Linked DNA regions of Homo sapiens: all the other regions are linked to region 2. The links are chromatin contacts, found by Hi-C in ENCODE. All regions are on one chromosome and are shown on one strand. Each heading gives the region's core, a stretch centred on a gene start or an enhancer-like site at or near the end of the contact. The rest is flanking DNA. Distances are from core to core; before and after follow the strand shown. Region 1 holds the start of EPHA4 (EPH receptor A4). Region 2 holds the start of SMARCAL1-AS1 (SMARCAL1 antisense RNA 1). Region 3 holds the start of RPE (ribulose-5-phosphate-3-epimerase).

The links. Hi-C counts contacts between places; a loop is a spot of excess contacts on that map. Pooled maps may share reads with other maps.
Region 1: a map of CD4-positive, alpha-beta T cell shows a loop between it and region 2 (8-fold over the local background). The contact joins the promoter of EPHA4 here to the promoter of SMARCAL1-AS1 in region 2. A Hi-C loop is called at or near these places in 2 of 168 maps with a recorded cell type or tissue (CD4-positive, alpha-beta T cell and naive thymus-derived CD4-positive, alpha-beta T cell) and 3 of 50 pooled maps.
Region 3: a loop to region 2 is called in a pooled map, with 25 times the contacts of the local background. The contact joins the promoter of RPE here to the promoter of SMARCAL1-AS1 in region 2. A Hi-C loop is called at or near these places in 6 of 50 pooled maps.

What each region holds. Positions count from the first base shown.
Region 1 is chr2:221,571,026-221,573,725 of GRCh38, reverse strand. EPHA4 (EPH receptor A4) reads left to right here and starts at 1,422. Exons shown (of 18, transcript NM_004438.5): 1 at 1,422-1,568. The coding sequence starts at 1,478. RefSeq lists silencers at 1-116, 167-446, 1,047-1,466.
Region 2 is chr2:216,410,944-216,413,809 of GRCh38, reverse strand. SMARCAL1-AS1 (SMARCAL1 antisense RNA 1) reads left to right here and starts at 1,310. Exons shown (of 5, transcript XR_001739881.1): 1 at 1,310-1,385. It overlaps SMARCAL1 (SNF2 related chromatin remodeling annealing helicase 1), which reads right to left and starts at 1,326. Exons shown (of 18, transcript NM_014140.4): 1 at 1,162-1,326. RefSeq lists enhancers at 1,217-1,306, 1,437-1,526, 1,270-1,564.
Region 3 is chr2:210,001,226-210,003,925 of GRCh38, reverse strand. RPE (ribulose-5-phosphate-3-epimerase) reads right to left here and starts at 1,288. Exons shown (of 6, transcript NM_199229.3): 1 at 1,143-1,288. The coding sequence starts at 1,264. RefSeq lists enhancers at 1,020-1,189, 1,230-1,279.

The sequences.
Region 1 (2,700 bases), core at 173-2,672, 5.2 Mb before region 2:
GGCCGCACACTCCCGCATCTGGCCGGCAGGTGGCGCGGTTGGCTCACGATGAGCTGCGGCCGGGGCTGGAGAGGCTCCTCCACCTCCCAGCGGCCGCCCGGCCGCCGGGACCCAGGCTCCCCAGGAAAACTCGGCCCTGCTCTGGAGGGAGTCAGAGGAGGGGCGGCCTGGGAAGGGGAAGGGAGGCCTCATTGCTAGGAATCAGTGCCCCTGCCAGCGCCTGGGGAAATGCACCGAGTGGCGTTGGGGACCGGTCCCTGGGACACCGGCTGCGCTGCCTTCGCCGGACCGCTCTTAGGTGGCCGCGTCCACGGCTCGGGCATCGGGAAAAGACCACAGCCCGATGGTGCCAGTGCCCCCGGGGCCGGAGCAGCCGGGCGGGGCTCTGCGGGTCCTCCTGCTCGCCGTCTTCTCCCGGGGCAGGGAGGGCTGCCCCGGCTAGGTCGGAGCGGAGAGTCGCAGCAGCCGCTCCGGGCAGCTTCCCAGTCCCGGTCTGCCTTGTCTGTGCGGCTGCAAGTCCCCGCACCCACACTTAAGCCTTTCACTTCTACCCCACCGCTCCCAGACGGGCTAGGCCCGGTTCCAGGGACTGCCCCCAACCCTGCCCCCGGGAAATCCACAACTGGTTCCCTGCCCAAGGCCATCTCGGGGCGTCCTGGGCCCTGGGCGAGGTCCACGGCGTGTGCAGGGGGACGGGGCCAGCGGGGACTTCCTTACTGCTAGAAAGTCATTCGTTCAGTCTCTGGAGACAGTGACGGAGCCCTGCTGCGGACTGGACGTTGGGGACCAAGTAGGTCCCCGCTCTCCAGGCATCTGGGGAGCCAGGGAAGAAGCGAGTGATAGAGCCACAAAACTCCCCGCAAAGAGTATTTCAGAGGGGGAAGCGCCATAAAGACAAAACAGGGCAAGGTGGCAGAGGGTGGCGGTGGCAGGCGCGAGTCTGCAGCTCAGCCCGGGCGCGCTGGACGCAGACACGTCGACTCTCCTAAAGAAGCAACCGCAGGTCAGCTTAGACTTCTTTTATTTCAATAAAAGAGCGTTTTCCTCCATCTTAAACCGCCCGTGGTGGGAGAAAAGGTTTCCAACCTCTTCTCTGGCTCCCCTCGGTCAATTCCGAGCTTTTCCAAAGTCCCTCCGCCGTCCAGGGGCTCGACCTTCGAGGTAACGTGGGGGATCCCGCTGGCTCCCTCCGGCAGGCGGGGGCGGGGACCGGCCGTGCTCGCCCCCTAGAGCCCCGGGAGACCGCGCGCCCCGTGGAGCCCGGAGGGGGCGGAACCCTGGGGCGGGCCCTGCTCGGTGAAGGCGGGGCTCGGCCGCCCTGTCTGCGCCGCCATTGGCCGCGGGCCCCGGACTGGCGGGCTCACGTCACCGGCCGGGCCCGCCCCCTTGGCAATGTCTTCAGCCCGCTGCTCTCCTAACTTAAGCATTTATTCCACTGGGATAGAAGCGGCAGGAGCAGCGTTGGCACCGGCGAACCATGGCTGGGATTTTCTATTTCGCCCTATTTTCGTGTCTCTTCGGGATTTGCGACGCTGTCACAGGTTCCAGGGTATACCCCGCGAATGAAGGTAAGAGCGGGACGGCCTTTCTGTGGTCGGGGACAGCGAGGGGCCATCGCGGGTGAGGGGTCCTCAGGAGCGCAGGGCCAGGTGGTGCGGGGGGAGCCCAGTGTGAATGGTGCGTCCCGATTCGGGAGAAGGGGGCTGAGGCGAGGGGATCGGCGAAGGGGCAGCGGGGAACCGCCGGACAGCCTGCCCCGAGGCGGTGACCCGTGCACGCGGCGGGTCTGTCCAAGTTTGTAACCAAAGGCCAAAGTTTATCAGCATCCGCCAGAGAGGCCCGCTCGAGGCGCCCTGAGGGGATGCACGGGAGACAACGCCGGGATTTAAAAAAAAAATTACAAGAACCACGTCCTCTCCTGAGCCAGCCCGGGGCGAGGGGAAAACGCAGCCTGGAGCACAGTGAAGGCTTGGTGCTCCCGGATTCTAGCGAAAGCCTTTCGAGCTCTGGTTTCTGCAAAGTTTCCCGAGCCCTGCGCTTCTCGGGACCGGGCTGCGGGGCCTGCTCCGCAGCGCAGCGGTCGTGGCGCCGCTCGTCAGGCGCCAGTGACCTGATTTCTAGCACCCGGAGTCAGACACCTTTCTCCTCGCCAAGCCCAGCGCCCCGAGGGTGCGATTGCGGGCCTGAGGGGCCCGAGCTCTTCGCCCCGCAGACTTGGGGAACCCGCCGGCAAGTTGAACGCAGTCGAGTTTTAGCTTTTCGCCCCAGAATTGCACACAGTTTAGAGCTAACGTGCGGGGTCGACGGGACCCGTCTGGGTGCTCAGTTTTCTGTGCATCCGTTCGGACGTGCTGGGAGGATTGTATGTGCCTGTGTGTCTGTGTCGGGAGGTGGGGCGGGGCGGGGGGGCGGTGATCATTTAGTTTCTGAGAAACCCAGGGAGAGGCGAACTGTGTGTGTGTGTGTGTGTATGTGTGGTGTGTGTGTGCATGTCTGCGTGTGTGTGCATGTCTGCATGTGTGGTGTGTGTGCATGTCTGCGTGTGTGTGCATGTCTGCGTGTGTGTGCCTGTGTGTGTGCGCGCGCGTGCAACTGCGTGTATGTAGGTGCGCGAATGCCTGCGTGGAAGCGGACGCGGAGGATTGTATGTCTGTGCGCAGATGTCCTGAGTGTGTGCGCGTGTGTTCGAGTGTATGCTCG
Region 2 (2,866 bases), core at 61-2,560:
ATTCTCCCCTCACATTCACCCCTTTTTATCATTCCTGGCAAATCAGTCTGCCTGTGGCTCAGTGCAAGCCAGAGCAGCTGGCCTTAGGACCTGACTTCCAACACAACACACGGAGCAACTGACTGACTCTCCTGGGAAAATAAGGAGCAGAAAAAAAAAAATTATGTGTTCACTGTGCAAATTAAGATGCTACATAAAGATGTAAACAAAAAAGAATAAAATTACTCTGTAATCTTACCAGCCATCAATAACCACAGTTGAAATTAATAATTTAGAGTATATAGTTCGGATTTTTTTTCATCCATAACAAAATGGCACATATTTAGGAGATATAAGAATTTATTATAAAGTAGGATCATTGTAAACATTCCATATTGCACCCTGATTATTTTTTTCCATGAATTTACCCGGAACATTTATTTTCCTATGAGCTGAGACATGTTTACAATATTTTAGAAGCAGCGGGCAGGACACACCAATTTGTCTGGCTTGGTTCAGACTAAATAGGCTGCATCTAATGTAATGCTGTGTAACGGTTACAATGATGATGTAGGGGTACTCCAGTAGCATTGCTTAGGCCTCTGGGCAGCTATAGGGTTCAAAGCCTTCCTTCCCTGCTGGGGCTCCCTTTGGCCAGAACCCAACCCCCCTCCCCCCTCCCCCACCACGAAGTATCTATCCCCAGAGAACTTCCACCTTCTCCAACCATTAGCAGTTAGGAAGGGGTGAAGAGGTTAGGAAAAGGTTTTGGAGGTGCACAGCAGAAGCCCTCAGTCTCTCTGGGTAACACACTCCTGCCTAAGTTTCCAACCAGGGATCTCCTGCACCTCCAAACTCCCCAGATCCCAGGCCTGGTAAGCTGTCTCCACTAACCAGAGAGACTCGGCCATAAGACCCACTGATCAGCCCCAAACCATAAATCCATTCCGCCACATGGACGCCCCTCTTCCCCTCTAGGCAGGGACCTCTGCCCCCCGCCCCCCACGCCCCGCATTTCGGGGCGAGCCTCACCCAGCCTCAAGGTAAGCGGGCGCCACGCCCCACTCCCACCCCTACGATCTCCACTTGGATTCACCCTTCCCATTGGCCCACTTCCTCCTCCAGGCTGGCATTGGTCTCGTCCGCCTCCGCCGCCTTCCTGCCAGTCTACCACTTTCTCACCCAGGGAGGCCTAGAACGCGAGCCACATTCGCCCCCGGCCCTGACCCCAGGCGCGACTGCAGAGCCTCCCGAGCGGGACCGGTCTTCCGAGTGGACGGTTAGGCCACGGGTATTCAAGCGCTGCGAGTTCGCCAGCCTTATTGTAGCGGCCAGGCCTGAAGGGCTAGGCCACCGCTGAACTACATTTCCCAGCAGGCAACGCGGCCGCAGTTTCGCTTCCAAAAGTAAGAATGATGAGACGAGAACGCGAGCGGGGCTGCAGTGTCTTCTGGGATTTGTAGTTCGGGCCGGGAGCCTGGCGAGAAACGGGAGCTGCAACGTCATGGGCGGGGCGAAAGTGGTGCACCCTGGAAGTTGTAGTTCTCCAGAGGTTTAGCCAAACACTAGGTCCTGAAAGCCTAGGACGTTGAGGTTTCCAAACCCGGAGTCGGCTGTCTCCAGAGGACATCCCAGACAGCCATACTAACTTGGCAGCTCTTAATAAAAAGTATCTCCCCGGGGCATCCATTCCTGGTATTGCTATACTTGCCATTTAAGCCCCACCCGCTGCGCCCGGCTGCCATCATCGTCATCATTGTAGTCATCAGTCATTGTGTTTAGCATAAATATGAGTTACCTCATTTAACCGCACTACAACCTATGGAACACATTCTTGTCCCCCTTTTACAGAGGGGGAAACTAAGACAGCTATTTGATAATATTTCTCAAGGCTTTATTAAGCTAGCTTGTGATTCTGATTCCATAGCCCCTCCTCTTGAGAGAAGATTAGTCATGAGACTTAAAGAGTCACTTTACCCCATCCTGAGCACCAACATCCTGAGCCATCCTGAGCACCATTGGTGATAAATATAACATTTCTCTATCAGTGTGCATATGAATGTTGCTATTGTTCTATTTTCAAACATGGCTCATTTAAAAACAAACAAGTCTACTAAAGGATTTGAAAAAATGGACCAGACATGCTAAGAAAAAGGAAGCACAGCAATGTGTGTAGTTTGATTTTTTTTTTTTTCATCCTTACCTGTACATGTATGTAAACTCATAAAGGTCTGGGAAGGAAACTTAAAAAGTCACCAAACTGTTCAGGAGCAGAGTGGCATGAAATACACTTTTCAGCTTTTTAATCTCTATTTTTCAGAATGATTTGAATTTTCTAAAATAATAATGTAGAATTTGTGTGACTTTTGAAACAATAAATAATCTCCCTTCTTCCTTCCTTCCTTTTTTTTTTTTTTTTTTTTTTTTTTTTTTTTTTTGAGACAGAGTCTCACTCTGTTGCCTAGACTGAGTGTGGTGGTGTAATCTTGGCTCACTTCAGCCTCTGACTCCTGGGTTCAAATGATTCTCCTGCCTCAGCCTCCCAAATAGCTGGGATTATGGGTGCATGCCGCCATGCCTGGCTGATTTTAGTAATTTTAGTAGAGACAGAGTTTTACCATGTTGGCCAGGCTGGTCTCAAACTCCTGACCTCAAGTGATCCACCTGCCTCAGCCTCCCAAAGTGCTGGGATTACAGGTGTGAGCCACTGCGCCCAGCCCATTTGTCTTAAATGACAAAGACATTGCCTGTCTTAGGGGATCTGTGTGAGGTTTAGTAGTAGAAAGTATTCAAATCTCAGCTCTACCCCTTTTATTGACCTGACATACCCAGTGATTGTGCCTCCATTTTCTCATCTGTAAAGTAAATGTAGAAAACAATACCACCT
Region 3 (2,700 bases), core at 39-2,538, 6.4 Mb after region 2:
TCATTATCAGTTGGGTGGACTCCTAAGGTAACTGGGTAAAATGCCAAAGAGAAACAATACATTTAACCACATAGAGCAATGGAAGATAAAACTCTTCAAAGCCAGATTAACATTAAAAAGAAAAGGAAATCATCACCTTTAGAAAATAACACCAATTTGCAAACTGAATGAGGGAACACAGGGTTTTTACCTATTTAAAATAAATTTATTTTTCCATCCCCACTCAAGATAATGGTATTTATGATTTTTATAGTCAGTTAACAGTGGGGCTCAGAGAACTACTTGGCAAACCTAGGAAGAGCCAAGTTGCAAGTCTGTCACAATCTTCTGTAATCTTGAGGGAGTCTTACTGCTTTCTCTGGGGTTGTTTCCTCATTCTGTAACCAACTTCAGAAACTAATATCCTGACTCCAAACAATATTATGTGCTGTAACTACGGTGCTTAAAAATTACTTACAAAAAACTGACCTCCCTGAAGAGCAGGGTGCCTGAAGAGAAAATAGACAGGAAAATCAGAATTGTAATAATGATGTAATTAACAATTATAGAGAACTTAATATACGCCAGGCACTGTAAACTTCTCATGTACTCGCTCATTTCATCTTCCAAGATGCCTAAGCGGTAGGTTCTGTTAGTAGTTCCATTTTTCAAATTATGAAACTGAAGCTCAATGAGGTTAGTGGCTTGTCCAAGGTAACCCAGCAAGTGGCAGAACTCGGGAACCTAACCGCAGGTGCCAACTTAAATCGTTAGAGAAGTCTGTTTCCCCAGCTTTGCCACTAACTAGCTATATGAGCTTGGGCAAGTCATGCTTCTCCCCTTGGGCCTCAGTTTCTCTAGCTGAAAGTGAAGAAATGTCCTAAAGATTTAGGTCGCTTCCGGGTCCTAAGTGATGGAAGACCACACGTTACGTGGGGGGAGGGGAGGAACTGAGGTTTGGGACCCGGCCGCAACCCAGGATACCGCGTCGGTTCTGCTCCTGCTAGAGCCTCCAGGGCTCCTACCCCACACCCCTTCTAGCATCGCGTTCAGAGTGAGGCGCTCGGTGGTACAGGGACGCGGTACATCCAACAAGCAGTCAATAAAGGTGCACTGATCCGCCCCGCCGCGCGGCAAGCCCGACCGGAGCCCGGAGGAGTTACCCGTCCATTACGTCCAGGTGCAGATAATCGGCCCCAGAGTCTAGCATCCGGAGGCACTCGGCCCCTAAATTGGCCAGGTCGCTGTTGAGGATGGACGGGCCAATCTTGCAGCCCGACGCCATACCGCTGGCTCCCAAAAGCAAGTTACCCACGAGTCCCCGGCAAGGCTAGAGCGTCACCCCGATTGGGCGCGCAGTTTTGGCCCCGCCCCTTCTCCGTACAGGCTTCCGGATTCTACCGGAAGCAGCCACTCTGCGGTGAGGAAGTCCCGCCTCCTCCTGGGGTGGGGCGCTGTCAGCCGTCCGCCTGGGGCGGGGCGGGGCACACGGGCCTCGTACACCTGATTTTGACCTTCCTTCTTGTGCTGTTTGGATCTTAACGTCCTCGCAGTACTCAAGGCGTTTCTTAACCTTTTTTCACTTTGCTTCTCCTGCAGTTCCCTCTCCTCGGCTCTTGACTTAACATCACTTTTTGTTTCTCCACCCTTTGCATATGCCTTTCTTTCCTCTCCAGCGCCTATGCTGGCCCTTTAAAACAACAATTAAAAACCTTTCTTCCTCGTATTTCTCCTAGAGCTCTTCTTTTGAGCTGGAGGAACCCTGGCTCTGCCAGATACTAGCTGGGTGACCTGGCAAATCACTTCTTAACTTCGGTTTTCTCATCTGTAAAGACAGTGCCCAGCTTTAGGGTTGTATTAAATGAGTGAAGCCAGGTAATGCGCCCAGCAGGATGCCTGGTGCTCAGTACAAAATGGTAGTTATTATTATATTACCCTCTTTTTCTGCCTTTGCAGTTCCTCCTTACCTTTTTTGTTTTTCCCTCTGTTGAGGCTCAGAAAATGATAGCCCAAAGTGAAGGCCTCAGACGCAACAGTGTTTCTCTGACTTCCTGCCCTGCTCTCTTCTCAGTCTCATTCTAGGAGGCAGGTCATAGAAACTGGAGCCCATCTTCCCTAAGAAGAGTCATTGAAACCGGAACCCCCTTTCCCTGAAGCCAGACACAAAACCCAAAAGCATTACTCTAACTTTCCTCCACCTTTCTGTGTAAAAACTGGCCATAAATTATTTGACCCATCTCAACTGTAGGTTATAAAACTCCTCTTCTAGAGAAGGTTCTATCCCATATCCAGGAGGAGGGAATGCTGCACAGAGAGGCCAGGAATCTAAACTAGACTGGCCAAGGCCAGGTCAGTCTATTAGCATTAGATCGCCTATTTTGTCCAATCGTATTTCTACATGGCTGTCTATACTTTGTTGAACCTAAGTATAAAAATGGGTAATCACCCCTGTACCTTTGGGTCTTCATTCTGAAGGCTCCTGTGTCAGGTAAAACTATAATCAAATAAGTTTTTATGCCTTTTCTCCTGTTAATCTTCTTTCTGTCAGTGATTTTCAGCAAACCTTTGGAGGGTGAAGGGAAAGTTTTCCCTTGGCCCCTACACCTCTCCAATGCTCATTCACAAATTGTGATAGGTTTGTGTGCTGTTCACACACAGTTCAGAAATGGATGAGTATCCTGATGCTAAATGTGCCTAGGGTCAGGAAAAGAGACAGAAGTA